Regions from separate parts of the Homo sapiens genome. Here region 2 is linked to region 1. A link is an interaction called in ENCODE POLR2A ChIA-PET data of the cell type or tissue named here. Cell type or tissue: MCF 10A. All regions are shown on one strand. Each heading gives the region's core, and the rest is flanking DNA. Links, peaks and the distances in the headings are about the cores only. Region 1 has its middle 33 kb from the start of CYP26B1. Region 2 has its middle 100 kb from the start of CYP26B1.

What was found. Peaks named below come from ENCODE experiments on the same cell type or tissue, not always from the same donor. Only the 100,000 strongest peaks of a DNase experiment are listed, where the experiment ranks them.
Region 2: POLR2A ChIA-PET joins it to region 1 with 10 read pairs; 4 of 35 experiments call an interaction of 5 or more read pairs at or near these places.

Annotation. Positions count from the first base shown.
Region 1 is chr2:72,107,104-72,123,350 of GRCh38, reverse strand. No RefSeq gene overlaps it. Among named protein-coding and RNA genes, the nearest start is that of CYP26B1, 33 kb to the left of the region's middle. In MCF 10A, for the core only: a CTCF peak has its summit at 7,076 (motif pointing right); DNase peaks (open chromatin) are centred at 7,700 and 10,760.
Region 2 is chr2:72,035,024-72,051,270 of GRCh38, reverse strand. No RefSeq gene overlaps it. Among named protein-coding and RNA genes, the nearest start is that of CYP26B1, 100 kb to the left of the region's middle. RefSeq lists an enhancer at 13,841-14,508. In MCF 10A, for the core only: no CTCF peak of the experiment used is centred there; DNase peaks (open chromatin) are centred at 9,290, 9,500 and 10,080.

The sequences.
Region 1 (16,247 bases), core at 3,687-11,686:
TTTAAAGAGTAATAGACTTCATTTTTCAGCGCGGTTTTAGGTTTACTTTTTCATCAATTGTGATTTACGAGATAAGGAGTAGTTTAGTTTATTGTAGGTACCCGTGTTTCTTTTCTTTCTGTTTTATTTTCCTCTGGATGCCCCAATACAACTCCTTGTATCATTTCCTATTTAAAGAACTTCCTTTCGACATTCTTTAAAGGTAGGTCACTAGCCATAAATTCTTTTTTTCTTCATCTGAGAACGTTTATTTCCCCTTCATTTCTGCAGAACACCTTCGTTCACCCAACGTAGAATTCAAAGTTGACAGTTCTTTTATTTCAGCGTTTGTAAAAGATTGTGCCACTTCCTTATGCTCTGAATAGTTTCAGATGAGAAATTTTCATTTAAATTGGTGTGCCCCTAGAATGAATGTGTCATTTCTCTCTGGCAGCTTTCAAGATTTTCCTTTCATCTTCAGTTTTTACTGTGTCTTGGCATGAATTTCTTCGGGTTTATCCTATTGGACTTCACTCAGTTTCTTGTGTCTGTGGGCTTATGTCTTTTGCCAAAGCTGGGATTTCAGCCATTATTTCTTTGAGTACTTTTTAGTCTTCCCCCGTCTTTCTTTTGGGATGCCAATATACAAATGTTGGGTCTTTGCCATTTTTATATAGATCCTTGAAACTGTTTATTTACTTCTTTTAGTCTGTTTTCTCTCTGTTCAGATGGGGTAAATTCCATTATTCTGTCCTCAAATTTACTGATTTTTTTCCTGTGTCACCTCCATTCTACTATTGAGCCCATGTAATGAGTCTTTTTTTATTTTTGTTTATTGTATTTTTCAGTTTTATAACTTTCCTTTTTATACTGTATATTTCTTTGTTGAGATTTTCTATTTTTCCTTTGTTTCAAGAGAATTTGTAATTGTTTGTTGAAGCATTTTTATGATGGATGCTTTAAAATTCGTGTCAAATAATTACAAGGTTTGTTCTCATTCTTGTTGTTAGCATCAGTTGATTGATTGTTCTCATTCAAGTTGTGATCTTTGTATAATGGGTGATCTTTTATTGCATACTATACATTTTGGCTATGATGTTAGGAGACTCTGGGTCCCATATACATTTCTCATTTCAGTAGTCAGTCACCCTGATTAGGTTTAGCACAAAGAACCTGGCTTGTTTTTATGAGCTGTAGTTCCAATGAAAATTTAATTTTCAGAGTCCTTGCAATGTTATTTCAGTTTTCTTAGTTTATCTAGTGCCAGTGAGGCTCCCAGTAACCCTTCTGGCAGAATGGCAGAAGGAGCCTCCCTAGGCCGAGCTGCCTGGTGCTTCTGGGTAGGAAGAGGGAGTCTCTGGCCTGCGGGGATAAAGAGCTCTTCCAGGCTGGCCACTTGTGGCACAATAGCCCTTCCTTGATCAAAGGCTGGGGATCTGTTATGGTGTAATCACCTTGGTTGTTCCACCTGGACTCCTGGTGTCTCTGGGTGGGGAAGAGGAGTATCAACCCAGTAGGACCAGGGAGCTTCCCAGGCTGGGTACTTGTCTTGATTATGGTAGCTATACAATAAGTCATCAAGTTGGGTAGAACTATTTCTTCCATGTTATTTTCTTCATTTTCAATATCGTTTTATTTATTCTAGTTCCTTTGCCTTTCATGTACATTTTAGCATAAGCTTGTCTATATATACAAAAATTCTTGCTGGGATTTTGACAGAAATTGTGTTAAACCTGTATATCAATTTGGGGATAAATGATACCTTGCAGCCCAAGGTTGAGATGGGCAGGTGATGGGGGAGAGCACAGATGGAGACCAATGTTACTCTAGAGGAAAGTGAAGGAGCTAGCAAGATAGTGAGTGGACTGATGGGACTGGGGGGTGGTAAATGACATTTTAAGCGTGATGAGGCTCTAAGTCGAAGCCACTGCTGCTCCATGTGAAGTTATTTGCATTACTATGATGTCAACTGCTTCTCCATCAAAACAAAGCCACGTTCCCAAGGGCTTTGTATGACTGTGTGTATGTGTATGCATGTATTCTAAAAAATCAAAGTGCACCAACAGTAATGCACATATTCTTCTGCTGGGGATGTTGATAATGGAGAAGCTATGCATGTGTGAGGACAGCGGATATATGATAAATCTCTGTACCTTCCTCTCAATTGTGCTGTGAACCTAATGCTGCTCTAAGAAAAAAGTCTTTAAAAAATACAAATATGCAAATAGAAAGAACTGTGAATATCCTAGCGATAGGTAAGAGAGGCGAGGCAGTGCAAGCCTAATCATTCTGTTATATAAAAAGAGTTCAACTTACAGATTTTGATGCATAGATATTGGTTATTGGGAGAATTCAGAATTAAAATATGTTATTGGGATTTGAGAAGGTTGAAATAGTTGAAGACTTTGGCTTAATGGGATGGGCAAAGATTTATTAATACCCCACAAGCACAGACAACCAAAGCCAACATGGACAAATGGGATCACATCAAGTTAACCCATTTATGCTGGAGGTTGCAAATTTTTTGTGCGTGAGAAATCAGATCTTGGTGATGACCTTGAGCAGTAGGATATAAATGACTCCCACAAGCTTAGCGTTCCAATAGTAGAACACAAGGCATAAATGGGTTAAAAAGTTTCTTCTTCTACAGCAAAGGAAACAATCAACAAAGTGAAGTGGCAGCCCACAGAATAGGAGAAAATATCTGCAAACTGCCCATCTGACAAGGGAATAACCTGAAAATGTAAGGAGCTCAAACAACCCCATAGGAAAAAATCTAATAGTAAAAAAAAAAAAAGATGGCAAAAGATTTGAATAAGTAATACTTTAAGTCTTAGAATTTCAAAGATAAGATAACTCTGGAAATGAAACACCTCTCCTGCCTTCTTTGTTAATATTTACTGAGTGCTTTGCATGATGCCTTGCTCACAATAGGCTTGCACTAAATACACATTTCTGTTTTGTTTTGTTTTGTTTTGAGACAGGATCTCAATTTGTTATCCAAGGTGGAGTGCAGTGGTGTGGTCACAGCTCACTGCTGCCTTGAATTCCTGGGCTCAAGTGACCCTTCCTCCTGAGCCTCCTGAATAGCTGAGACTACAGGTGTGTGCCACCATGCCTGGCTAATTTTTACAATTTTTGTAGAGATGGAGTCTTGCCACGTTGGCCAGGCTGGTCTCAAACTCCTAGGCTCGACCCATCCTCCTTCCTCGGCCTCCCAAAGTGCTGGGATTACAGGTGTGAGCCACCATGCCAGGCCCATCTGTTGAATTACAAGAAATCAAAGCAGGGCTGAATTTCATATGTGGGGTCCTGAATGCAGACAGAGGTGTCGAGATGTACAGAGGATTGCAGCTGACCTGTGTGGTTTGCTGTCTTTCTGCTTTAAGAAAAACCAGAATTGGAAAGTCCCCCAAGGTCCTCCACCAGTTTGAAGAGAGAGTGGAGAAAAAGAGTGAAGTTAAGTCAGATGTGGCCCAATGATTTCTATTAGTGACAGAAAAGGCCAACGGGTGGGTGTGGATTGTGTCTGGGACTTGCTGCCTCTTCTCAGAGAGGCAGTGTCAACCCTTCCTATGTGGAGGGTTTACCTTACAAGTCAACTCCACAGACACTTTCTCATCTCTTTATCCCCTTCTTTCCCTTATTTATTCCCCATTCCAGGTTTTAGAACCAGTTTTCCAGTTTTTCATCCCTTTGAATGGATTAAGAGATAAGAGAATGAAGAGAAGGGGCATGGGCCAGCCCAATCCTATCACCACACACTTTCCAACTAAACTTCCAGGTCCTACCCAAAGGTACCTTCATCCCAAGCAAAGGTTCATCAGGCCAAATCTCAGTTCATCCAAAAAATTGGGATATCCTTTGGGGCTGATAGCAAGAATGAAAAGTTATCCTCAAGTTCTGACCTGCTTGTTGTTGTTTACAGCCTGCTAGGGGGCTGGAAAAGATGCGTTAACCCCTTCTTGGAGGGCTGTCACCTGGTGACACCTCCCAAGGGTGGGTGGCTCACACCAACAGATGCCGAACTTGTGGTGTCAACTCAAGACACAACCCACATATCATTGCCTGTCACCAGCCAGGTGGCTCTTCTTTATTAATTTCATATTTCAAGTCTTGATTGAGTTCCACAACCCATGAATAACTTGAAACCCCAGTTAGGGCATGGGTTGGTTATAAAAGCATTACAAACTTCTAAGTACAAATATGTACTTGACGCCACACTTAGCTATTCCAAGCCTCTTCCCCAGGCCTCTTTCCCACCGCGCCTCTTTCATTGCCTAACCCAGCTCCCTCTGAGAGATTCCTGCTGTTGGAGGAGGCAGGTGTGGGGAGCCCTGCTGTGATCCTCAGAGTTGACACTGTGGGTATTGCACAGGGCATCTGGGGATGGCGGTCCAGTCCAGTCTCTGACGTCCTCTACCTGTGAGGTGCTCGATCAATGACTCTCTTCTCTGGGCCTCGGTTCTCTCATCTGAAAAGTGAGGAGGTGGATGTGAGCTTCCTTCCTGCTCCAAAGTTAGATCAGTTCCGAGTCTTTCAATTCCAAGTAAAGGAGACTAAATAGCAGTAGCTTCAGCACCAAAAGGAATTTATTGGGAGGACTCTGGATGTCTCATGGACTCCAAGGAAGACCCAAACTCAAAGCCATAGAAAGTGGTTTGCCCTGGAGACCCCAGTAATGGGAGATTGTGGTGTTGCCTTCTCATCAATGTGACTCAGCTCCAGTGGCTTGTTGGCGGTGGATCTCCCAGTCTCCCACTTCGGTTTCTCAGAAGAGTGCATCTGATTGGTCCAGCTGTGTTCTCCTCCAGGCTAGTTAGCTCCGTCCCAGGAGACAGGATCATTCAGCACAAACAAGGCAGCGGAGAGGTGGGGTGGCTAGAGAGACGGATCATGCCTTAAGTGTCCGCTCCAGGTATCAATGATATTTATAAAACTCAACCCAAAAAGTTTCAACATAAATTGAGTGCATAACCAGGAAGGCAAAGCAGAGAAATTATTCATGTGGGATAGAGTAAATCAGGTACGGCTTCCTGTAGGAAGATGTTCCATTTTTTTTCACATGGCCCTATATACGTGGCCTGTCTAAAAGACCACCAGCTCTCACTTCTTCACAAGCCACCCTAATTCTTGCCACTTTTGAGTTCCCTGCCAAGGCCTGGCATCTCATCTGGTGGTCTCTAATTCTCTGGCTGTAGATATGTTCCTTGTGTCTGGTGTGACCTAAAGCCTGTTCCCTCTATTAAGCAAAGAACTTGGTGTATCCGCCTCAGTTTTCTTATCCACCACGCAGGAGAATCATTTCAGTGTTGAAGAACACTGGACGGGGTTAAATGAGACAATGTAATTAAGCAGTGTCTGCTGCCCAGCAGGCCCTTGCTGGACAGTGGCGAACTCCTGATGAAAGTCTCCAGGAGCCTGCAAAGGGCTCGCCCCTCCTCCCAGCACAGTGTTGCGGTCTGTGGGTCCAACGCTGGCCCTTGTGAGAAGAACACAGGAATGCATGAAGGGGGCAAAAGGTGAAAAGTGCAGCCACAGTAAGTGCTCCTCACACTCGATGGGTGTAGAAAACAGTGAACAGCTCTGGAAAATGCTTCGGCAGAAGCACATCAAGCTGACCTCGCTATTCCATCCTCAAATGACCCTGCATCCCCTTCCCACGTGTGGAAGTCCAGGAGTGCTCGTAAGAGCCCCAAAGTGGATATGACCCAGATGGCCATGAACCTGGGATTCCTGGATGGCCTCAGGAGGCCTTTGCACCCTCGGAGGTCTTTGCACCTGTATTGTATTTACGAGTTTTATTTTTGTGCCTTCTTGGAGGTGAGAGTTCATAGCTTCCATCACTTTCAAAAGGGGTCCAGGGATGTTATCATCAGTTAAGGTTCAGAATCAGTGCTCTATATTTAGGTCAGAGGTATGGTTTGGATGTGTGTCTCCTCCAAATGGCATGTTGAAGTGTAACCCCCAGTGTTGGAGGTGGGGCCTGGTGGGAGGTGTTGGGGTCACAGGGGCAGATCCCTTGTGAATGGCTTGGTGCCCTCCTTGTGGCAATGAGTGAGTTCTCACTCTCCGAGTTCATGCAAGATCCAGTTGTTTAAAAAGGAGCCGGCCCCACCTCTTGCTCCCTCCCTCACCGTGTGACACGCCTGCTCCCACTTCACCTTCTGCCATGAGTGAAAGCTCCCTGGGGCCTCCCCAGAAGCCGAGCAGATGCTGGCGCCATGCTTCCTGGACAGCCTGCAAAACCATGAGCCAAGTAAACCTCTTTCCTTTATAAATTACCCAACCTCAAGTATTTCTTTCTTTTTTTTCTTTTTTTTTTTTTAAGAGACAGAGTCTCACTCTATCATCCAGACTAAAGTGCAGTAGCATGATCATGGCTCACTGCAGCCTCAACCTCCTGGGTTTAAGCGATCCTCCTGTCTCAGCCCCCTGAGTAGCTGGAAACACAGGCGTGTGCCACATGCCCAGCTAATTTTTAAAATTTTCAGTAGAGATGGGTTCTCACTATGTTGCCCAGTCTGGTCTCAAACTTCTGGCCTAAAGTGATCCTCCTACCTCAGCCTCCCAAAGTGCTGGGATTACAGGTGTGAGTCAAAACAGACCAACTGTCAGTAATAGTAACTAATAAGAGAGTATTTTGATTCATCATTCTACTATATCCCAGGCTCGATTATCCCTTTTTGCATGTGAGGAAACTGAGGCTCTGAGTGCTAAGTGACTTGCCCAACGTTCCACAGCTAGAAAGTCAGAGTCGTCTCAGAGGCTGTCTTGGGGCTTTCTCCCAGAATGGGGAGGAGCTGCTGAGGGTCCTGGCCTGCAGCTTTCTGGAAGTCCTGGGCCTCTCCAGGCTCAGAGTGAAGACAAGTAAGGGTGGGGCCCCATGGACCTGGGGCACGGGTGCAGAAGCTCCAGATTGGGGCACAAGCTGTGAGGCGTGGCCTCCTTTCCTTCCTGTAGGGCTGGCAGAGAAGGAGCTGAACAAGGGGACAGAGCAGGCCCCTCCTTGGGCCCTGAGAAAGCCGGAAGAAGTGCAGCTTCCTGCAGCCCCTGTTCTGGCCTGCAGGTGGCCCTGGGGCTGAGGGTGCTCCTGGGGGCTCCTTGGCAGTGGCAGGCTGGGGACAGTGCCTGGCAGGCTGGGGACAGTGCCTGGGAGGCTGGGAGGAGGGAGAGAACATAGAGAAGAGTCAGGGCAAGTGCGGGCTCAAACTGGAGAAATGAGCATGTGTGGCCTGAGGGGCCAAACCTGCAGCACTCTACAGGGTGGGGGAAGGCCATGAGGCACACATGCTTAAGAAAACGACCTGGGGGTCAGGGCTGGCCCCAAGCCTGTGTTGAGTAGTGCTTGGAGAGAACTTGTAGTGGGGTGGGGCCCATGAGAGGGTGTGGAAGGGCTGAAGGCCAGGAAGTGATCTTTCCTCAGCCTTCAGCATCAGCCCCACCCTCACTGGAGGGCCGGGTCCTCTGGAGGGCAGGATGATGTCTGCCCTGGAGTAGGGGGGCCGCTGGGCTGCTCACTTGCCAGAGACTGAGAAGTGTGCTTCTCTGCCCCTCAGGCTGCACTCACAGGCTCAGGCTCTCAGACAGAGGGGGTGTGCCAGGAGGAGGAGAGAGAGGAGTGGAGGGTGCCCCAGGGCCAGGCTTCGAAGGGAGCTCAATTCAAGTTCTCTGGGGAAGCTGAGAGCCTTTTCTGCCCTCGGTGCCACCCTTTCCCGGCACTTTCACTGCCTCCTGTCCATAGAGCTCCTAGTCTGTCAGTCAGCAGGCTGAGTCAGAGATGCCCTGGGGCTGGGGGCCGCCTGCCAAAGGCTTGACTCACAGAGAGTGGCTGACTGGTTTCCCCAGCCTCGGCCCCTCCCTGTCACAACACGCCGAGGGGCTGCGGCTGGAGGAGCACTCAGAATCTCACTTCTGGGCATCTTGCTCCTGGGCAGATCTTCCCCGAGAGCAAGGGGCACGGGCCTCTGTCCTGGATACGCCAGCCTCTGGCACCTGGGCTTCAAACCACAGGCGAGGCCCTCTGCTCTGGTCTTCTCCCCAGCCTGAGCTGACATGAGCCATGTGTGTGCTCAGGCCCACTTGGTGACTGAATGAATTGCTCCCCTCAGTGCTGGCTTAGAGCCACCCCTGGCCCTCCCACCCCACACGGGACCTCGCAGGTGCCTGCTTCCTCAATTCACAAGAAAATTGGAAATGCTGTGCTAATTTTTGTGCTGTGGCTCAAAGAGGCATTTCCTAACAGCTCACTTTGTCCCACCGTTAGTTCTGGTTTGGCATTTTATTCCAACAAGAAATATCACAAACCTTCAAGCTAAGGAGCCGAAGCGCTGTGCAGTGTGCAGAAAGCAGAGCGCGGGCAATCTCAGCCAGCGAAGCGTCTGGGCAGGGAGCGAGGGCTTGGAGTCTGTGCCATGGAGTGGGCTTGTCACAGAAAGTTGCATTCCTGAGACAGGGGCTGGGGTCTCCCTGAGGAGGCCAGGCAGCCTTGCTCCAGGGCAACCCACTCTCCTGGGAATGGGAGGTGCCCCAGCAGCCAATTCTGGGCCTCTGCCTCGGAGCTGTCCAACAGCCAGTCCAGGACCCAGGTCCTCATGGTGTTGGCCCAGGGCTGCAGAGCCGCAGGTGCTGCGTGGAGGACTGAGGAGGGTGAGGCTGGGGAATACAGCGGCAGCTATGGAGAGCAAAGGCCTGGGCGCTTGCCGTCAGTCAAGACAAGGAACTGGAAACAAGTCCTCACTGGCTCAGAGCCGCCGAGTCCATCAGGGGCTCCCGCTTCAGGCAGTGCCAGCTCCTGGTTTCAAATGGGAGCCCCCCAGGTGCTCGATCTGGCTTTATCTCTTGGTCCTCAAATGTCTCTGTCTGGCTCCATTCTGAGTGGGGAGGACACTGGTGGGCCATGGGCTGCCCTGTCTGTGCAGCCCTGGTGGAAGGGGGACTTCTCTCTCTGGTCCTCATGCAACCCCACAGAAGAACGATTGGCTGTGAGTGGGGAGGGGTGACTAGATTAGCTGGTGGGGTTTTGTGCCTGCTCTGTTGGGTGGGGGTGGGGGCATGTGACTGTCAGCCTCACCATGAGGACCTGGAGAGAGGGGGCCTTCCCAGATGGCTGGGAGGGTTGGGGAGCCTCCACCAGGCCAGCCTGGGATGCTAGGCCTGCTGATCTGGGGGGCATTTGCAGCTCCGGCTGTGGTTCTGGCCTTCCTAACTGCACGCCTGAGGAAGCCCCGGCTCCTGGTGAGCCTCATTCCCCTGCCAGCCATCCTCCCAGGGGTTGGAAGTTGAGGGTCATGACAGACCTGAGGGGACTTAGGTGGGGGACTAGCAGAACTGGTGTCTCAGTAACAAAGATTCAGTCCAACCCAGGGCAGACAATGTCCCACAGGGAAACGTGTTTTCCCCTCCTGTCAAGCAAACGAAAATGTGACCCGGCTGCACACACTCACTGGGCTTTCGGGGGCATTTGATTACTGGGAAATTCCAGAGACAGGGACAGCTGGGCTTTGCGAGTCCTCATTGCTGGTCTCATTAGGGCAGCATGCAGGGACCCAGCAGGGCCAGAAATCAGAGCCTGGAAGGACTGAGACTGTGGGGCTCGTAGGCTGCATGGATAGGAAAGCATCTGTCCATTGCCTCTGATGGGGCCAGGCTGCTGCAGCTCTCAGCATGGGACACCCGCTCCATCTCTGCTACCTTCTTCCAGGACTGGTTGCCCTGGTCCTCAGGCCTCAGCACCAGGCTGAGGCTAGTTTTGGGGGAGCCCTGCAGGAGGCCAGCTCTCTCTCTGAGACGCCAGGTCACAGGGGGTCAGTTTGGGGCAAGTCAACCCCTAACTCCCACCTCCCTTTCTTGGCCCAGCCACAAACCACCCAATCCTGGACCAACCATCTTACCCCACCAGTTGCAAGGATGATGGAGCGGGGCAGATGGCACAGAGCAGCCAGTATTCTCAGACTTGGGTTTCATCAGCTCACTGGCTGGAGTCAACCCAGCATAGCTGCTGGGGAGGGACATAGGCCTGGTGGCAGAACACTGCTAAGCTTTGTCTACAGACTGGACATTCAGCCACTGGGGAGTGTCTGATGGTCACACTTAACTCCGACATCCAGCAAAAGGGCCCCACCCAGGGGAGTGGACACAGCACCCAGCCAGAAATCTGACTCCACTGAGCTCCACAGATTCCCCATTCGCTGCTGGCCTGCTTCTGCGCTCAGCCTGCCCGTGGGCTTTCAGATCTAAACTCTCGAGTCTCACCTCTCTCCAGCTTGGTTCCAGTCTCACCCTTGGTTCCAGCTGCGCCTTCCAGGCCCATGCCCAAAATAGGCCGGAAGAGCCTCTGTGAGCTCACAGGACTGTGAGGCCAGGGGGACACCGCCTGTTTCCACCCCAGTTCACGTGTGCTCCCAAGCCCAGCTTCAGTGGGCAACTCTTCTCAGCACCTGTGGTCCGTGTCTCTGCGCGAGGGATTTTGGCCTTGAGTTGACCTTCCTCAGTGCTCTCTGATTATGTGCTGTGAGTGGCCCTGCTTTCTCAAGGGGAGTGCCACCTCTTTATGCTCCTTGGGGACCCTTGCACTCCGTGAATGCATAACAACAGGGACCGTGGGGTTAAAATGGATGTGAACTTCACTTGGTCCAAATATCCCACTGAACAGAAGAAGCAACTGAGTCCCAGAAAGTAAAAGTGACCTCCTTATGGCCAACTGGCTTGTTTTGTAGAACTGTTTTGTAGAGCCTGGCTTTCTTGGCCCCCAGGCCGGTGTCTGCTGACTCACCCATGTGAGTGCTGAGTCAGTGAATGCATCTCCCGCTCTGAAACCAGCCACTCGAAGGATGTACATAAAATTCTCAGACCTTCTCACACAGGTCAGAATGGGCCCTCTCCTTGCATTTGTCCTTGCAAATGATATATTCCTCACTCCAAGGAGTTCATGCACAAGAGGTAATTTACTGCCTATCGGAGGAAACTGCCCCCGATTTCACGTAGGTTCTTTTCTATTTTCCCTAAGCATCAGCCAGTTTGAGAAATAAAGGGACAGACTACAAAAGAGAGAAATTTTAAAGCTGGGCGTCGGGGGGAGACATCACATTGTCGGTAGGTTCTGTGATGCCCCACAAGCCGCAAAACCAGCAAGTTTTTATTAGTGATTTTCAAAAGGGGAGGGAGTGTAGGAATAGGGTGTGAGTCACAGAGATCACGTACTTCACAGGGTAATAGAATATCACAAGGCAAATGGAGGCAGGGCGAGATCACAGGACCACAGGACCCGGGTGAAATTAAAATTGCTAATGAAGTTTCGGGCACGCATTGTCATTGATAAACATCTTATCAGGAGACAGGGTTTGAGATCAGACAACCGGTCTGACCAAAAATTTATTAGGCGGGAATTTCCTCTTCCTAATAGGCCTGGGAGCGCTATGGGAGACTGGGGTTTATTTCATCCTTACAGCTCGACCATAAAAGACGACCGCACCTAATGGGGCCATTTTAGAGGCCCACCTTCAGGGACGCATTCTCTTTCTCAGGGATGTTCCTTGCTGAGAAAAAGAATTCAGTGATATTTCTCCCATTTGCTTTTGAAAGATGAGAAATATGGCTCTGTTCCGCCCAGCTCACCGGAGGTCAGAGTTTAAGGTTATCTCTCTTGTTTCTTGAACATTGCTGTTATCCTGTTCTTTTTTCAAGGTGCCCAGATTTCATATTGTTCAAACACACATGCTCTACAAACAATTTGTGCAGTTAACGCAATCATCACAGGGTCCTGAGGCGACATACATCCTCCTCAGTTTACGAAAATGACGGGATTAAGAGATTAAAGTAAAGACAGGCATAGGAAATCACAAGGGTATTGATTGGGGAAGTGATGAGTGTCCATGAAATCTTCACAGTTTATGTTCAGAGATTGCAGTAAAGACAGGCATAAGAAATTATAAAAGTATTAATTTAGGGATCTAATAAATGTCCATGAAATCTTCACAATTTATGTTCTTCCGCCATGGCTTCAGCCAGTCCCTCGGTTTAGGGTCCCTGACTTCCCACAACAACTGCCTGGTGTTCAAGGCAGTCCAGGGAGGAGTGAACCACAGGCCCAAGAGACGCCAATCTGGTGCCAATCTGGCTGGCCACAGGGGCTTCTGGAGACTGAGGACCCTGGAAGAACTGGTTAACATGGCTCCTCTAGGGCAGGGGTGGGATTTTCTGGCACAGGGAGGGACAGTTGCTTGAGACTCAAAAGAGGGAGAAGGGGGAGAACCAACATCTAGCCTAGAGGACACAGGCATTGTGAAGATCTGAGTCTAGAAGCTGATTAGGATCTTTTTTTTCAACTTGTTACATTGTATGTGTACAGGTTAAGGAATAACAATGAAGCAAATACTCTGTTTTTTCTTCTGTTTCAATACCCAATGAAGCAATTTCTCAGGATGAGAAAATTAACTCTGCCAGGCCTTGCACCTGCCCAGAACAGCTCTCTTTGGTTGCGTCTTCCCAACTTCTGAGGCCTCCCAATTTCGAGTTTATCACTCAGTTTCCCACCTTGGAATACAGCCTTAAGCAAAAGAATATTTCATGTTGCCTGCTATTTTATTTTATTTCTGTGGGACAGAGTCTTGCTGTGTTGCCTAGGCTGGTCTCGAACTTCTGGTCTCAAGGGCCTCAGCCTCTTAAAGTGCCGGGACTCTTGCCATTTTATAAATGGAATCGTTTTTCTTTCACTTGCTTCTTCTGCACCACGTTGTGAGTGTTGAGATTCCTCCATGTTGACATGTGGAGTTGTGGTTCATTTTTTCACTACTGTATAATAACCCACCATCTATAATAAAAATACTTGGATTTATCTATCCATTCTACAGTTAATGAATATTTGCTTGTCTTCAGTTTTTTTCTACCATAAACAGTGCTGCTGTGAGCATTCTTACCTCTTGATGAACAAATTCTAGTTTCTTTAGAAGGAGCTTGTAGGATGTGTATGTGTTCAGCTGTAAAAGATGATGCCAAATTATGCCCCAAGTGTGTTCTTCCTGTTTGGTTACTGCTCCTGATGGTGTCCCTAATACTTCAGTCAAGAACATAATTTAAACTATGTGGTCTGGAGAGTTAGTTGGATGATGGGCTTCAGTGAAGGAAAGGGGCATTTGGCTCTCAAATGTCCTACACCATGAAATCCCTGGGGCCTGTGGCAGCACCCGGGAGAGGCAATGCAGGTGCCGGGGAGGTCCGTGCAAGCGAGAAAGCACATCCATACGGTGGCCCCATGGCTGGCAGAGGAAGGGCTAGTGGAGCTGGGGAGCTCACTGGCTCACTTCTAGGTGGAGCAGGGACGTTCAAATATCCCCATTCAGAAAACCCTTCCACACAGTGATGAGACACCCCGCACCAGGCTCATTAAGCCATAGAAGCCTCTGCTCACCATGAACCTCACAGACCCCAGTCAGGGAAAATAAAGCTAACGCATAGCTCAACTTTTGTCTTCTCCCTCCTCTGGGAATGAAAGGTTTGAACAGAAACCTTCACAAGCTCTGACAGAACCAATGTCAAATTCTAACACTGAGCAAACAGAAGTAAACAAACATTTATTGAAAAGGCCAATGAGTTCAAAAGAAGGAGATGGTATCAGATATTTATTTTCACCTAACAAATACCTCAAACTTTGGTGGCCTACAATAATAATAAACAATAATAAACATAATAAAATAAAACACCATGTTCTCTCACAATATTAGTGGGTCAGGAATTTGGGAGAGGCTTGGTGGTCCTGGCCCAGGACTCTCATTGGGTTGCAGTCTTCTGACCTGTTGGTTGGGGCTGCAGTCATCCAAAGGCTCTGTGGGTTGGAGGACCTGCTTCCAAGGTGACTCGCTCACACAGCTGGAACGTGGTGCTGGCCATTGGCAGGAGGCTTTATTTCCTTCCCAGGTGGATCCCTCCACAGGACTGCTTGAGTGTCCTCATGACATGGTGGTGGGCTTTCTGGGGAGTGAGAGATCCGAGAGCACAAAGATGAAGCTGCAATGTCTTCTGTGACCTCCTAGCATCAAGGGTCATGCATCATTACCTCTACATAATGGTGAGACTCTTGGTCTCACAGATCAGCCCTGGTTCATTGAGAGAGGGCAACACAGAAGGGCAGGAATGGCAGGAGGTGGGAATTTGCAGGGACATCTTAGAGGCTGGCTTTGCAAGGACAAATCCAGGGAAACTAAACAGATGCGTTCCCTTTGGAAAAGAGTTACTGCAAGAAACCAGAGAAAACAGAACAAAAGGAAATACAATGTGATACCTCTTGTTAGAGTTTTTACAAGATTCATTGCACCCATGAGAAGAAACAAATCTCAACTGCAAAATTTTTTTGTAAAGGAAAAGGTTAAAATATGAAAAATCACTACTGTAAAATTTAAAAAGTGTAAGCCATGAATAACATAAAATCAAATGAAATAAGGAAAGTAGCTTGAAAATTTCTAAGAGATATCAGAAGAAAATTCTAATGGAGATGGGGGAAGACATAAAAGCCATGTTAGGAAGAAGAAGAGAACAAAGAAAATGGAGAAAAAAGATTCACTCATCCATTCTTTGCTTATTCATTCATTCAACATTTATTTAGGGAGCTTATTTTGAGTCAATGGAGCTTTTATAGACTCATTAAAGTCTCTATTTTAAATTTTCATTTAATTATAATTTACTATACCCATACTCAAATAAATAATAGAAGAAAATTTCTCTGATGTGAAGGAAGATGTCAGCCATCAGATGTAAGGGGCAACATTAATATAAAAGGACTCATCAAGGCTTAAGGATAAAGGAAAACAATTTTCAGTATCTAGGTAGGAAAGAAACAGAGAGAGAGAAAAATCAGGTCATCCCAGACTTCACTTGTGCAACTTTAAATTTCAGAAAACAATGAAGCAATGTCTGCTGAATTTCGAGTGACAACAATTGTGAAAAAATTCTATACATAGCTATGATGTCGCTCATATATAGGTCAAGAAAGAGGCATTTTCAGACATGTAGGAACTCATGTAATTCTGCTTTAAAAACATTACCCCAAAAGATCCACCAATCAACCGAGAAATGAGTCAAAATCAAGAACCAGAGAATGAAAGAAGTGATACAAAAGAAACAGCCATGAGTAACTCAGCCAGGAAGGAATAGTTAATGTCTAAATCATCATTTGGAATATGGATACAAAGCCAAATGCAAACATTCAAAATAATTCTTGAAGGAAAAGAACATAAATCCAAAATAAATAATTATTCTGACAAAACTTTAAGGTGAGGAAAAGATAGGCAAAGAAAGAAAGAAAGAAAGAAAAATGTCCTAAATTTCTCATCTTACTTCAGTACAGTTATAGATATTATTTAATTATTAAAATTGGTAGAATTTTTTTTGCTTTAAATATTTTGTTTTATTCTACAGGTATACATAACTTTCAAATTACTATAGAAAAATACACCAAAATATTTAAGCAATTAAGTAAATTCAGAAAAAGAAACAGGAAGGAAATATAAAAACAAAGTACAAAATAATATTACAGAAACAATGCTAAACATACAAGTTTCACCACAAATATCAACATATGAGATTCTACTGTGAATAGATGAAAATTTTTAGATTATGTAAAAAAATCAAAGTATATACTCTTTCAGAAACATACAGTGGAAACATGCAAAACAGAGAAGTGGGAAAATATTATACTCAAAATGCAAACAAAAAGAGAGCAGAAATACATATTAGTAGTGCATGAGAAATGCAAATAAGAGAGTGCTATTTTATATTGATCAAAATGACAATCCACAATAAAGATACATCATAAACTTTTATGAACCAAGTAACATCTCGTTAAAAAATAGAAAGCAAAAGCTATTATATAAAAAAAAATCCATGAATCCATAGTGGGGATTTTAAACTTATGGATCTCTGTATTTGACAGGTCAAGGTGTCTTAAAAGAAGAACTAGAAAAATCAAATCACGTAGACCTAAAAGCAAAAGGGAAAAGTGGAGACAGTGAGGTTCCACCTGAACAGGACAGAATCACCTTCCAAACCTGTCCTGCCACCTCCAGATCCTCAGCTTAGTCTGAGATTTTGCTCTGGGATTAAAGTGAGCTCTCACCTTAGGGCTTTTGCACCGGCTTTCCCTCAGTTTCAAACAACCTACCCTCTGCCCTCACCCCATATTCACCTGACTCACCTGCACTTCATTCTCCCGCTTGAAAATCACATCCTCAAAGAGTCCCTCCCTACCTCGCTCCTGGTAGGATTTTCCCTGCCTG
Region 2 (16,247 bases), core at 4,966-12,965, 73 kb after region 1:
ATTTTCCTAGTTGGCAAATTGTAAGGGAGGTATGTAACTTAAAAAAAAAATCTTTGTAGCTATCTTATTTAGGAATAAATAGGAGGCAGGTTTGCCTGACACAGTTCCCAGCTTGACTTTTCCCTTTGGCTTAGTGATTTTGAGGTCCTGAGATTTATTTTTCTTTCACAGTTGCTAACATAGAAAGACTTCTCTGAAAGCTGTTTAAGAGGCAGTTAAAAAAAAAGGGAATTAACTCTCTGAGACCCTTCTCCAAATCTGTGCCACTGAGTGCCTGCCCCGCCCCTACCCTGGCAGATCGTGAGGTCTGTTGTCTGAAGAGGGCTGTTGGCATTCCTTGACTTGTGGCCATATCATGCCACACTCTGCCTTTGTGGCCACATTGCCTCCTCCTCTGCTGGGTGTGTAATCTCCCTCTGTGTTATAAGGAGAGTTGTGATGGCATTTAGGGCCTGCCCAGATAATCCAGAATAATCCCCTCATCTCAAAGTCTTGAATGTAATCTCATCTGCAAAGACCCTTTTACCAAATAAGTTAATGTAAATTTACAGGGATTAAGCTACAAATGTCTTTTGGGGAACCATTTGTAAACACCAACCTTACATTTCTGGGATGAACCCCATTTGGTTTTGCTGTATTACCCTTTTTAGAGATGCATTGCTGGATTCAAGTGACTAAATAAAGGATTTTTTTTAGGTTTAATATAATGAATAACGACATTGGTTTGAGATTTTTTTGTAGTCTTTGTTAGGTTTATTTTTTATTTTGTTTATCTATTTATTTTGTCTTGAGGACATAATCCCAGGGAATCTTTGGTAGGTTTAGAGACCATGGTCGTGGTGTCAATTCCTACTTCATGTATTTTGAAGAACTAGTTATTTGTTTCGTGATATCTATTGTTTTTTCTGTTCCCTTTTAAAAATTAATTTATACTCTTTATTATTTCCTTTTGTTTTCTTATTTAGGGTTTAACTTGAAATTTTTTTTTAGTTTCTTAGGTGGACGTTTAAACTATTAATTTATAATCTTTTCCTCCTAATATATAAGCACTTCATGCTACAAATTTCCGTCAGAGCACTGCTTTATCTGTAATCCACCCACTTTGGTTGATTGTGCTTTCACTTTCATTCAATTCAAAATATGGTTTTACTTCAATTGTGAATTCTTTGAAGTATGGAAGGCTGGGTTATTTAGAAATGTGTTGTTTAGTTTCCAAATATTTGCAGATTTCCCAGAAATCTTTGTGTTATTTATGTCTAGTTTAATTCTGTTGTGTAAGGAAATTTTGCATGATTTCAATACTCTTAAATTTAGGCAGATTCGTTTTATGACACGGAATATAATCTGTTTTGGTCAATGTTCCATAAACACTTGAAAAGAATGTGTCTTTTGCTATAGTTGGATGGTGTAATCTGTAGATGTCAATTAAGTCAAGTTGGTTGATAGTGTTGTTCAAGTCTTCTGTATTCTTTTTTTTTTTTTTTTTTTAAGAGAGAGGGTCTTGCTCTGTCACTCAGGCTAGTGTACAGTAGTGTGATCATAGCTCACTGCAGCTTGTTCTCCTGGGCTCAAGCCATCCTCCCACCTCAGCCTCTCAAGTAGTTGGGATTAAAGGTGCACACCACCATGCCCGGCTAATTTTTAAATTTTTTGTAGAAATGGGGTCTTGCTATGTTGCCCAAGCTGGTCTCAAATTTGTGGACTCAAGTGATCCTCCTGCCTTGGCCTCCCAAAGTGCTGAGATTAAACACATGAGCCACCGCACCTAGCCCAGTCTTCTATATTGTTATTAATTTTCTGTCTACCTGTTCTATCAATTACTGGAAGAGGAATGTTGAAATCTCCAATTGTAATCATAAATGTATCTATTTCTTTGTTCTATTGTATGTTTTTACTTCATATATTTTGAATCTCTTCTAATAGTTGCATATGCATTTAGGATTGTGATGTCCTCTTGATGAATTTACCCCTTTATTCTGTCTTTATCACTGATAATATTGGGTCTACTATATATTAAAATAGCCTCTCCAGCTGTTTTATGAATAGTATTTGCATGACATATCTTTTTCATTGTTTTACTTTTAACCTGTGTTTTTATATTAAAAGTGAGTATCTTCTAGAGAATATATAATTGGTCTTGCTTAAAAAAATCTAATAAAAGTCTCTGCCTTTTAATTTCTGTGCTTAAGCCACTTATATTTAATAAAAATTCCAATATTTTTCAACTTAAACCTACCATCTTGCTATTTGTTGTCTTTTTATTTAATCTACTCTTTGTCCCCCCTTTTCCCTTTCCTTCATTCTTTTGAATAATTTTTTAAAATTCCATTTTACCTCCACTATTGGCTTATTAGCTCTATGACTTTGTTTTATGTTTTAATTATTGTCTGTGGTTTACTATAAACATCTTTAACTTATCATAGTGTAATTTAAACTGTCACATCACATATAGTTATACAAACCTTAAAATAGTATATTTCCGTTTCCTTCATCCTTTGTGCTATTTTTATACATTTCCTTCACATATGGGTAAACTGCAAAACACATTGTTATTATTTTTATGTTAAACAGTATGCTATCTTCTCAAGAGATTAAAATGTGATTTTTATCCTTTGTAGTGCTCTTTATTCTTTTTGTGGATCCATTTTTCAATCTGGTATTATTTTTTTTCTGCCCATGACATTCCTTTAACTTTTCTTTTCTTTTCCTTTTTTTTTTTTTTTTTTTTTTTTTTTTTTTTTTTTTGAGATGGAGTCTAGCTCTGTCGCCCAGCCTGCAGTGCAGTGGTGCAATCTCAGCTCACTGCAAGCTCTGCCTCCCGGGTTCACGCAGTTCTCCTGCCTCAGCCTCCGGTGTAGATGGGATTACAGGTGCCAGCCACCACACCCAGAGCTAATTGTATTTTTAGTAGAGAGGGGGTTTCACCGTGTTAGCCAGGATGGTCTCGATCTCCTGACCTCGTGATCCACCTGCCTCAGCCTCCCAAAGTGCTGGGATTACAGGTGTGAGCCACCGCACCTGGCCTCTTTTCTTTTTCTTTTCTTTCCTTTTTTTTTTTTTTTTTTTGACCGTGTCTCACTCTTTCAGCCAGACTGGAGTGCAGTAGTCCAATCATGGCTCACTGTAAACTTGAATTCCTTGGTTCAAGCAATCCTCCCACCTCAGTCTCCCAAGGAGCTGAGACTACAAGTGCGTGCCACTATGCCCAGCTAAATTTTTAATTTTTTTGTACAGATGGAGTCTCACTGTGTTGCTCATGCTAGTCTGAAACTCCTGGGCTTAAGCAATCTTCCTGCCCTGGCCTCACAAAGTGTTGGGATTACAGGCGTGAGCCATTGTGCCCGGCCACTTTAACTTTACTTATAGGCAGGTCTGCTGACAATGAATCCTCTCGAATTTTGTCTAAAAATTTTATTTTATTTAAATTTTGAAAACAATACTTATCTGGGTAAAAAATCTAGGTTGACAGATTTTTTTTTTCTTACTTGATGATGTCTCTCCTTTGTCTTCTGTCTCACATACCTTCTGACCAGGAGCCAGTAAGCTGGTAAAATAATAGGCACATTTGGCTTTTCTTCTCTCAGTTGGTCAAGTTCTGTGCTGCTTGCTATCCAATGCTTTGTATATTTGTCTGGTTTTCTGATTGTGTAAGGTGAAAGGGTAAATCTTGTCATCGTTACTCCATGTTGGCTAGAAGCTGAGCTCTACTGCTCTGATCATTTTTAAGTTTCTATTATGGTTTCTTTTTTTGAACCATTATTTAGAAATGTGTGTCTACAATAATTATATTTTTGTTATTGAGTTCTAATTCAACTGCACTGTAATTAGAGATTGTAGTTTGAAATGATAGCAGTTCTTTGAATTGCGTTAAGGCTTACTTCATGTTCTGGTATGTTGTCAGTTTTTGTAAATCACTCATGTGTGCTTAAGGAGTATATGTATTTTCTGATTGAGGAATGCTGAGATCTAGAAATAGCCATTAAATCAAGCTTCTTCAGTGTATCTTTCAAATCCTATACATCTTTATTGATTTTTATTCCCTTTCAGCCATAAGTAATTGAGTGAGTTGTGTTGAAATTGCTGACTCTTATAGCGGATTTTTCCATTCCTCCCTGGGTCTATCATTTATTCTAATAGGTGCCAACAAGTTTGTAATTATTTTATCTTGCCAGTACATTAAACTTTTTCTCATTAAGTTGTGACTCTTTTTATCCTTAATAATGCTTTTCATCTCAACGTTTATTTTATCTTTTATTGATGTAGCTCCCTAGCTATTTTTATTTGTAAGTATTTACTTACAACATCTTTTTTTATCCTTTAACTTTCAATCTTTCTCTGTCTTCATGCATTATGTGTGTCATTTTACAACACCACATAGATAAATTTTTAAAAAGTTGACTCTGATCATATCCATCATTTAACAGTAGTGATTTGACTGTAGTGATTATTGACATCTTTAAACCTTGTGCTTTCTGTTTTCCCTGTGCTTATTTTTCTCAAATTGAGTTTTGTGGTTGATTTCTTCATTTTTCTACCACATGCTAACATTGGCGTTTTCCCTCAGGGTCACTATTTCTTTCATATTTATTTATGTTTTGCCTCTTCTAGTTTCCTTTTATTTTTTCGGGGTTTTTTTTTTTTCTGATTGTTTTTGTTTGCTCTTAGATTTTTTTTTAACCTAGAGGTAGATTTTGTTTTATTTTTAAATCCCTAGAAATTACGATTCAGTATGTACTAAGGATAGGGTAAATAGGATTTTGCAGTAATACAAGACAAAATAAAATCTCTTAGCTAATTCTGCCGCATAATCCCAACTAGAAGCTATTCATTCTGAGGAATTCTTTATTGATAAATCATAGAAAGAAAAGTAATTATGATCCTCATCGATTAACATATGAAGCTACTAATAAAGATGTTTTGAAGTTTTCAGCTGAATGACTTGGCAGACAAGGTAAATTCAAAGACAAATTAAAGAACACTAGCTCTTTGCTTTATCTACAGTCTTTTATTGTGAGTTATTTTTAAGTCTATGCCTGGATTGGAAGATTTAATATTGTTAAGATATCAATACTAGTGAAAGCAATCTACAGATTTGATGCAACTCTTCTCAAAATTCTAATAACATTTTTTGCAGAAATAGAAATATCTATTCTAAAATTTATATGGAATCCCAAGGGATCCTGAGTAGCCAAAACAATTTTGAAAAAGAACAAGTTGAAGGTCTCACACTTACTGATTTCAAAACTTCTCACAAAGCTTCAGTAATAAAAACAGTGTGGTATTGGCATAAAGACAGACATATATACCAACAAAATAGAACAGAGAGCCCAGAAAAAAAAACCCTTGGATACATAGTCAAATGCTTTTCAACAAAGAGCCAACTCTATTCAATGGGGGAAAGGACAGTGTTTTCAACAAATGATGCTGGGAAAACTGGATATCTTTACACAAAAATAAATGAAGATGGATTCCTATCTTACACTGTATATACCAATTAATTCAAAATAGGTTACAGACCTAAACATTATAGTGAGAACTATAGAACTCTTAGAAAAAAAAAAAAACAGTATAAAAGCTACATGACTTTCAACTTGGCAGTGCTTGTTTGCATATGACACCAAAAGCATAGACAACAAAATGAAAAATAGATAAGCTGGACTCCACCAAAATTAAAAACTTTTATGTACGAAAGGGCATTATCAACAGAGTGAAAAGGCAACTCATGGAATGGGAGAAAATATTTGCAAAGCATATATCTAATAAGGAATTAATATATAGAATATAAAAAGAATTCTTACAACTTAACAACCAACAAAAACAAAAACTGATTTAAAAACAGGCAAAGACTTTAATAGGCATTTCTCAAAAAAATATACAAATGGCCAATAAACACATGAAAAATGTTCAATATTACTAATCTTTAGGGAAATGCAAATTAAGACCACAATAAGATACCACTGCATACCCATTACAATGGCTATTATCTAAAAATCCCTAAACAAAACAAAACCCAACAAACAAAACAAAGAATAACAGATATTGATGAGGGTATGGAGAAATTGGAACACTGTGGGAGTGTTTATTTTACATTGGTGAGAATGTAAAACAGTGCAGTTGCTATGGAAAACAGTACTGTGGTTCCTCAAAAAAAAATTACACATAGGATTTGTATGTACTCTAACAACTCCACTTCTGAGTATGTACTCAGAAGAAAGAAAGCAGAAACTGAAACCGGTATTTGTACACCCATGTTTATAGTATCATTATTCACAATAGCCAATAGGTGGAAGCAACTGAAGTGTCTATCAGTAGCTTTATGGATAAACTAAATGTGGAATACACATACAATAAAATATTATTCTGCCTTAAAAAGGAAGGAAATTCTGACACATGCTATCATAGGGATTAACCTCGAAGACATTATGCTAAGTGAAATAAGCCAGTCGAAAAAGGACAAATACTATATGATTGCACTTATATGAAGTACCTAGACAAGTCAAATTTATAGAGACAGAAAGTAAGATGGTAGTGGCCAGGGGCTAGGGGAAGGGAGGAATAGACAGTCAGTGTTTAATTAGTACAAAGTTTCCATTTTGGAAGATGAAAAGCTTCTGGAATTGGATGGTGGGGATGGTTGCCCAACAATGCAAATGTGCTTAATGCCACCAAACTGGAATGGCTAATATGATAAATTTTAGGTTATGTATATTTTAAAACACACATAAAAAATTCAGTATTCTACATCTGACTGGGAGAAGTCTCTCACTAAAAACAAACAAACAAACAAGCAAACGAAAAACCTTAAAAACCAACAAACTATACCCATCCCTATTGCAGACAAATTAAATCAGATTTTGGAGTATCAGTTTTCTTTTTTTTTTTAAGTAAGTTCCACAGCTGATTCTAGTGTAAAGCCAATGCTGGGAATACTTGACCTAAATTATAGATCTCAATGATGAAAGAATAGTTTCCTAAGTTTGTTATTTTCATTTTCCTTATGTTTTGTGAGTATGATTACAAAAATAGAAATTGTATTTAAGGCAATTTTTCTAGGGTCTGGCTATATTTTAGTGAGAAGGCTCTTTAAAGAATAAATATAGAATTTTATACCCAGCCAAACCTTCAATCAATATTGAGAGTAGAATAAAAGCATTTTCAGACATCTAAATTTTCAAAACTTGTATCTCTCATTTTTTCCAAAGAAACTACTGGAGGTTGTGTTCCAACAAAATAAAAGAATAAACTAAGAAAATATTGACAGGGGAGCCAGGAAATAAGATGCCAACACAAGATAAAAGCAAAATGAATCCCTAAGATGTTAGTGAAAGAAGTACTAGAAAAACGGTGCTTTGGCATGTGAGACAGCCAGAACAGATGGGAGCAGCAGCTATGTTAAGGAAATCTAAGAAAAAATGGAAGATATTGACCTTATTTAGAGAGGTTTTATGGTTCTGTCAGAAAGCCTGGAGAGAATTAACTATAAGTATTGAGCAAGCTAGGCAAATAAAATCAAGGCCGTTATTGACTCCAGGAGGAACTAAACATTGTACAGGAAAGCAAATGCAATCATAGTATACTACCTGACTCAGATTTGGAAATGTTGTAATTCAGATCTATTAGAAGACCAGGGAGAGGGGAAATGTTTGTGTGTAGCAATGTAAGAGTGCTCCCTTTTTCATCTTCCATAGTAGTAAGTCAGTAAATGATGTAAATTTGATTAATCAAGAAAGCAGAATATAAACAAATTATTTAGATATATACAGTTAAATACTAGAAAAACTGCTAAAGAAATTGCAAGAGCCTCAGGGAAGCAGGGGGAGTGGGCCAGGATACTGTTAATTTTCATCATAATTTTTTTTGACTTTTAGACTTTTAAAATTATGTTTAGAACATTCCTCTGGTTGAAGAAATGTTTTAAAGTATACAAGGACATAAAGATATATTGTAAGAATGTTCATCACAGCATTGATTGTAACAATGGAAAAATTACTACCTACTTGGGGCGATAATTTGAATGTATGTCTAACATGCAGTCATTCTGCAAATGAAAATAACACTTTAAGAAGACAATAGAAGGCCATTCTTGGCCAAATGGATTATTAACTTACATTGAGGCAGTAGTTCAGAGGAGGGAGACAGCCTTCTAGCTGGGATTGGCTAGAGGGAGGAGATAAAGATTGTATTTGGCTGGTAAGATTAGGTTCAAGGGGCTCTGAAATTGGGCTCTGAGAGGGTCAGGAGTCCGGAGTCAGGGAACAGTGGGCAAATTTGTCTGGCAGGCAGGGAGAGGGAATGGTGTGGAGGAGAAGCAATTCAACTGTGAAGGGCATTAGGGCTATGCTAGAGAAAAACAAGGGCTTTTCATGGCATTTGTAACCCCTTCCAATGTGCAGCCAAATGTCATCCGTCAGGCCCTTCTGCCATGTGCTGTGTGTTGGTGGTAGCGATGACAGGGATCTCAAGAAACATTTATATGGTCTTTCCCTGTACCTTTTCAGATAGAGACATATAGTTTTGAGGTGGCCAGTAGCCAAGACTAGGCTCAGTGTAGCTGGAGTACTAGGGATTAGGGGTGAGTTTGAGGACAGGTTTAGCAGTGAGTCTGTGGCCAGGGTTAAAGTTCAGTCTGAGGCCAGGTTTAGGGTTCAGTCTGTGATCAGGTTTGGGGTTTGTCTATTCACGCTGGTTTCTGATTGGACCCCCCTTTTCTCCTGTGTCAATAAATGTTGCTTAAGTGCACGAATGAATAGCGAAGTTTGGCAGGCTAAGTCTTCTTAAAGCCCTTCAGCCCCTGCCTTTCTTCGTCCCTTCTTTCTCGGCATCCTTTATCCCTCTTACCACACCACACACACAGGAATCGTTCCTAGACCTCCCCAGGCCCAGGCTTCCCTGAGTCTCAACCTACCACCTCACTCCATTCTTAGTAGCGGGGGTCTGAGCCCTCAATCAATGGGTGCCTGGACTGTGAGGAAGGTGTTGCGTGGTGGGAAGAGGTGATGAGGAGGCCACAGTCCCCGGCAAGACTCTCCATCCCCCTGCCCACCTCACACCAACCAGTGGCCAGCACCTCTCCTCTCCTCATCCACACGGGGATGGCTGCCTTACTCAGCACCCAGGAATCCTGGCCCACACAACACCTGGGCACTTTCGAGGCAGGTTACTGAAACTTTAATCCCAGCTTTCCTTTCGTTTCTGACCCCCCCACCCCTGCAGCTTCCATGGTCTCAGCTGGGCCACTCCCTTTCCCTGTCACCAGCAGGCACCTGAGTCAAGCCTTGAAAAAGTACTCCTCATCCAGCCAAGCTCAGCCAGCCAGTGCAGGAGTGTACCTTGGCTAGGTCAGTGTGTGTGTATGTGTGTGTGTGTGCAGGTGTGTGTGTGTTGGGGGGGTATGATGGTGGGGCCACGGGACAGGACAACGTCTCCTCATCACTGCCATCTTCCTGGGTGCATGGCTGCCTGGCAGCTGCTCCTCGGCTGCTTTCCAGTTTGGCTGCCTTCCTCCTGGACTTCGTGTCCCAACATGTGGGAGTTTCAGGAGTGGCTCTGAGGATGCAGGGCCCAGCCTGGCTGGGAAGCAGCTGGGGAGGGAGGGGCCCACTCCCCTGCTGCCCTCTGCCTCTCTCAGCTTTTGTTGGTCTTCCTCTCTCCCTCTCTGCCCTCTTTGATGCTCGTCTCTCTGGGTCCCTGCCTGTTTCCACATGTACCTCTCCTCCTCCATCCCTGGCCCTGTTTCTGTCTGTCCCTGTCACTGTCTTGCTCCCTCTCCAAATCTCTGCTTCTGTCCCTACCCATTCTCCATCCCATGTCTTGTTCCTTCTGTCTTGTTCCATTTGCATCTCTTGCTTGCGGAGTTCACTCCATCATCACAGACTAGAAGAACAATCTCCTCCCTAATTACTTTTGCAAAGTCATGCAACAAATACTCATTGGTGATGATAATAATTCGAGGGAGGGACCCTTCCCTCAACCTCCCCCCACCCAGTTATCTCTGTATAGGCAATTTCATCACTGAGTCACTCCTTGGAGCAAAAGCAATTCAAAACCACAGAACGTTCGCTGAGCTCCTAGCAGGTGGGTGCCAATAGCATGCTGGGTGCTGGGAATGTGTGAGTAAGACAGGTCTGCATCCTCCAAGAGTTTACAATGGAGTGGGGGGTGGGCAAGAACACAAATGCTGAAAATGTGAAAAGCAATACAGGATGAAAGAGACTGTTCAAGGTAATTACTGAGACTGATGGTAGATAGCTGAATATCTCCACTGTTTTGAGGACTGAGGAGTTGTCAAGGGCGGCAGGAGCTGGAAAATCATTAGGACGTTTGTGAGAGGAGGGCCAGTTGTTAAGAGATGGGTGGGATTTGTAGATGATGTGAGTGCCTGTGGGGTGTAGCCATTCCAGGCTGGGGAAGCAGTGTAGGCAGTGGTGTGGAGGTGGGAAAGTCGAGGGCGCTGTGAGGTTAGCTTGCTGGGACCTCGGGGTTGGTGTTTGTGAACAAAAGGGAAAAGGTTGAGAGGCCATTTGGGTGCAGATGGTGGACTTCGAATTGACCTCTTGGGCAGTAGGGAGCCATGGTGGCTTCTTGAGCATGGGAATGATGGGTTACAAGTGAGGTATCGAGAAGTAACTCGGGGCTAGAGTGTGTCCTGCTTCCTCGCCTGACACCCAAGGGCCAGAAGACTTGGACCAGGGACATTATCCCTGTCCATGAAGGCAGCTGTGCAGATGCTGGCTCCCACTGAGGACCAAACTCGAGGCCACAGCATGGTTCTGCAGTGGGAGGCCTGTGGAGATGCTCAAGGGTTTCAGGGAAACCAGGACTTGAAGTGGCTGTGTCACCCTGTGCTTCAAACCTTGGATGGCTCCTCTTGGACCTGGATAAAGCTGAGAATCTGCGCAGAGGTCTGTAGGTGCTGCATGGCAGTTCCATCTGCAGGTCCATGGCAGATGGATGCAAGTCAAGCAGGAGCTTGTGTCCTGCTGTGTTTCCATCACTGTGGGGTCTTCTCAGAGGGTTTGACCACCTCTCCACCACTTCCATACCGCCTACTCCTTCCCACCCTTGGGGGCTGTGCTGAGGGCTTCCCCAGGGAGGCCTTTGATGCTCACTGCAGATGAGGCTGGTGCTGCCTCTGTGTCACACTTAGGGAGTTCTGGCTGCTGGGCAGACACCTTTGGGTGGAGTGCTTGTCTTCTAATAGGCGCCTGTAAAGCACCGAAAGCATAAAAGATGACATTAGTGAGGAATGTGGCTGCTAATCCTAGTGTCTCTTGAGTCAGGGAAGGAGCTGGGGAGGGGACAGTCCCCTTCCCATCCCCAGGACGTCTGCCCCTTCAGAGTCTCCACCCATTGAGAAGGCTCAGAGGCCTCCTTTCCAGAAAGCTTCCCGAGAAGTGACCCTGCCTGGTTGCTTCCATCTCTCAGGACTAGGTGGAGAGAGAACCCATCTGAGGCCAGGAGACTTGAGCTCTGATTTCCAGAATGGCTGTGAAGTCAGGAAAAGCCACTTCTTGTATCTGAACATCCATGGGAACAAGCAACTGAAGGCCCAGCTCAGAATAGCTTAAGCAAGATGGGATTATTGCCTCACATAGCAGAGTCCATACTCAGGGTGGTTCCGGGGCAGATGGATCTGCAGGCTGACAGTCCCCTCAACTCCCAGGGGCCTGGGAGCTTTCCATCCTTCCTCTGTCTAACACAGCAGTTGGCCATGTCTCCCTCAGGGTGGTCAGTGATAAAATGACATCTGGTAAACAAGTGGGGGTAATTCTCTCTCCCCTCAATCATGATGAGAAAACTTTCCTCCACCCCCCTATGTCCTGTTGGCCATACTCAGGCAAGGAGATAGATGACTGTGTCATCAGCTTACAGCACTGGCTCACAGAAGAAAGCTGCGGGCGTGTTGTGACTGTTGGAGTGATGGCATTTGGAGGGGTTTGGGGAGGGTGCAGGGAAAGTTTGAATGTCCTGCATTGCATAGAATAATTTGTCCCTTCTGTGACCTTTAATGTCATGTCAGTCATTCATGAAGGTGAGAAACCTGTTTTTTATGATCCAGGCGTAGGCCCTTAACTCTATTTTATAGAAGCATCCTTGCCCAATGTTTACCAGGTACAGTGGGAGAAAATACTCCATGGTTTTCTTTGGAACTTGACTGAGAGCCTCCTGCCACTTCTGAAGGTCCCAAAGTGTTGGCAGTGCTGCTCCATGGGGTGTGAGTGGCTGCAGCGCCCCAGGAGGTCTGCATTGCCACCGGCACAGTGCAGCCTGTGCTGTGGTCCCGTTTGATCGTCTGCACACCAAAACATGTTTAGCTCATTAGAAATTACTCTTCTTATATTTCTCCTTTATGTTAAAGGCATTGTGTTGATGCTTCCCTTTGAAATTATATTATCTATGGATTTCATTTCAGGATAGTAAAGGGGATGGCTCAAAATGTTTTCTATCAAAGGTGGATTGGGTTTGGGAAGGTGGCAAGCCACTGGCCTCAGCCAATAGAGAGACCCTGGAGCTGAGTGGGGGCGTCCTTCTCACGAACTGGGGATGGTGAGTTTCAGGCAAAATTGGAGTTCCCAGCAACAGAGGAGGGGGCAAGGTGGAACATCTGCAGAGGAGCCTCCAAAGCGTCTTCGACACTTACCCCACGAGGGCCTCAGTTTTCTCATCTGTGAAAAAGGTTGATAATCTCAGTTTTAGCACCTCCTCCCTGTGAGACTCTGGTGAAGGTACCTGTGGAAGTGCCTGGAATGAGTAAACTGCTGATCAAATGCGATGCCCCTGGGGTCCTGTGTCCTTTAACTGTCTTTACTGATCCCTTTTCCTGCCTTTGGGAACCCATATCCTGAGAATCCTGTATTTTAACCCAGTTTCATTAACCCCATTACATCAAATAGAAGCGCAGTTACCAAAGCATCTCACAACTCCACCAAAGTGCAATGTTTCTTAGCTCACTTTCCTGGGAGGCCAGCACATTGCACTGGGAGGCCAGCACATCGCACTGGGAGTCCCTCCCAAGGTACGCTGCCTGCTGGAAGGCCCCATGTCCAATAGAAAAGAAACAAATGGGGATGGCGGCATTTCATGGATCAAGAAAAATGGAGACTCCTGGCTGATACTGCCAGGAGTCCACCCTGCTCCAAAGATTCAACTTGCTGCTGCCTGGAATTTCATCCCTAGAGATTTGGACTCTGGCTTTAAGCTTCTTCTATGAGGAAGTAGCATGGTAGGGATGTGGAGTCTGCAGTCCCCATGCCCACAGCCCTTTAGCAATGCCACAGCTTGCTTGAGTTGGTGGGGTTGGGGGAGGGTTAGTCTCATCCTGTTCTGAAATCATATTGTGGTTCAGAGTGAGGTTGGCTGCCTCATTTAAAGCCATGCATGGATTTAAGTGCCAGAGTCATGTATTTAACCATTCTGTGCCTCAGTTTCCTCATCTATAAACTGAGTAATAACACATCACTGGATTAAAAGAAACTATGTATATAAAGCTTTAGAACTGTGTCTGGCACATAGCTTAGTCTCAGTAGGATTTAGCCTTTAACTGACTCTCGTTTGCTGACACATGAGGCTCTGGGGCTGGGAGCAGCGTCCTGGGGTACCCCGATCTGCCAGGCCCAGTAGCTGCAGTCCTAGGGATCATGACTCACAGGTACTCTGGGGGAACCACTTCAGAACCTCTGCCTCCCCTCCCAGGCTGGGGTGGCTGGGCCAATGGAATGACCTCAGCCAGGAGGAATGAGGGGCGCGGAGTCTGTAGGCAGGCCCCTGCCTACCCCTGGAGCATCCGCAGCCCCGGCTTGCATTCGCTCCCTAGCAGGTGACCACAGCCAACAGGACCCCAGGGGTCACCCTGGTGACTCACTGTAGTCTCTTGATCCAGACCTTGTTCAAGGGACCTCCCAGCCTCTTCCTTCTGCAGCCCACTGCTTAAAAGTTGATCCCAGCCCCATTACCCTTGACCTATAGCTGAGACCTCAAGCTGGCCTCTGACTAATGCATGACCCTGATCTTTGACTGACCTCTGACCCTGGCCGTGGACTGGCTTTGATTCAGACAGTCGCAGTTCTGGCCTCTGCTGGGCCCTGGCCCTGGCTGCAGATGGACCCATTGCACAGACATGAAAGACACTCAGGGGGTTTCTGGGCTGATCTCCTCTCAGCACCGCATCTCCCTCCCTTCAGATCTCCTGGCTCCAGGCTGAAGTGCTCCGCCTGCCAGGCAGCCTGGCTCCCTGAAGGTGGGGAGTGCCTGTCTGCCCCCCTTGCTGGGAGAGGCCCACATGGAGAGGAGGCCTCAGCCTTAGAGAAGATACAGGTGGATTCTGCTGGTGTTATCTCTTTAGTCCACTTCTCAGTGATGCCTCCTAAGGAGCATCCTTCCTCCAGCCCCTGCTGGCTACAGCTCCCAGATGAAAGGGAACCCACAACCCCCGCCACCACTGTTGCCCTGCCATTAGACACTTTTCCGGGAGCTTCCTAAGAGCAGCAACAAAGCTTCCCAGCTGGACCAAGTTTCTGTAGGACAGAACACGGCAATCAGACCGGGAGAGCCCCATGGTCAGGAGTTGTGTCTCAGTCACCCATGGTGGGGCGGGGGGGGGCCCAAGGAGGGGCTAAGAGCAACTTGCGTGCTGCAGTTGAACACACTTGGACCCTAACCTTGGCTCCACTATTTACTAGCTGTGTGTCTTTGGGCCAATCTCTGAACCTCTCTGAACTCAGTTTCCTCACCTGCAAAACGGGGCCAGTGGCATTACTTACTGCAGAATGATGAAGATGGAATGGGCTACACTCTGGGAAGCCCCAAGCATGTCTGGCACTTGTACTTGCTCAGTAGATGTCAGTGGTCAGGGATAGTCTGTCCCTAGCACATCAGGGGTTCCACAGGGCAGGGCAGCTCAGTGAGGCTGAGATCTTTACCCCTGCAGAAGCAGGGTTTTCTCACTGAAGAGGGTCAGAAGGCAATGTCTAATCTAGCCTCCCCTGCCCGCCCTTGCTCCTTGTAGCTTCTCAGGGACTCTGGGCCTGCAGGGCTCAGCCCAACCTCTCCACAGAGCTCTCCTCTGTCCTTCACCGTAAGAAAGCCTCTCCTCCTCAGCCTTACCTATTTATGTCTACCCGTCCTTCCTGGGTTGCCTGACCCAACCCACCCCCTGCAGGAAGCTTCTGAGGGTGACGTCTGCCAGGGCCTGGCTCTTGAAAGCTAAGTCACAAAAGCCAGGGCTGATCCTCCACTGTGGATGGCCTTGCTGTGATCCCTGGCTGCCTGGTTCTCCTGAGACAGTGAGGATCAGGGCCCGGCCTGCCCCGGCACCATGGACCCTAGGGTGGGGCCAGGGTGAGACGTGTTTCCTGAACCTGAGCCACCAGGCCGGGGGCATCTCCATTGCACTCATTGCCCAAGCAGGTACTCAAACTGCCCTCAGAAGGGTTTGGTTTCTTTTCCTCTCTTTTCAGTTAATTAAATCAATTAAGTCATTTTGAGTCATTCCTGTTGGCCACTTGGGGCTTTCTCCTTAGCGAGGCCTGATTCATTAAGGCAGCAGGACAGATGCCAAGGTCAGCCATGACGTCATGATCCGGGGTCACACTTCCTGTGGGCGGAGAAGAGAGCCATACAGGCACCCAGGGCGTGCCCCAGGACTGACCTCTGGGGAGGGACCCAGAGAGTAAGGATATGGGTCCCCGTGGGGTCACTTGGCCAAAGCAAGTCATGAACTTAGGCTGCCACCCATGTTTTCAGTCAGCCTCAAGCATTCTTCAAGGGTTTCCTTGACGCCAGGTGCTGGGGGAGGATGAAAAGATGGTTCAGTGCCTCCCGAAGATGCCCTTTTTATTAGGTTGATTTCAAAAGTAGTGTGGCCTTTTAATGGCAGAAACCACAATTACTTTTGCACCAACTTGTACCTTAGCTGCTAGGAGCCCAGATAGAAAGTTAACCCTTAATCACACGATCTGTGTTAGCCCCTGTGTTTGGCGTATTTGAGTCTTTCTTTCTCCTCTTGAATTTTTATGTATTATCATTTTTTGTTAGCAGCATTATATGCATGTATTCTATGGTAAGCTACTTCATGTCCTCTTTGGAAGTAGGTAGAGTATAAATCATAAGTCAATTAATGGGGCCTGGAGAAACTCATAGACCATCAAGAGGGACTCATGCAAACATCCTATACCTTTCCCCCTTGGATGGAGAAAACCTCAAGCGACAGGGTGTGAAAACGTGAGTCTTCTGGGGCCTGAACACCTGGA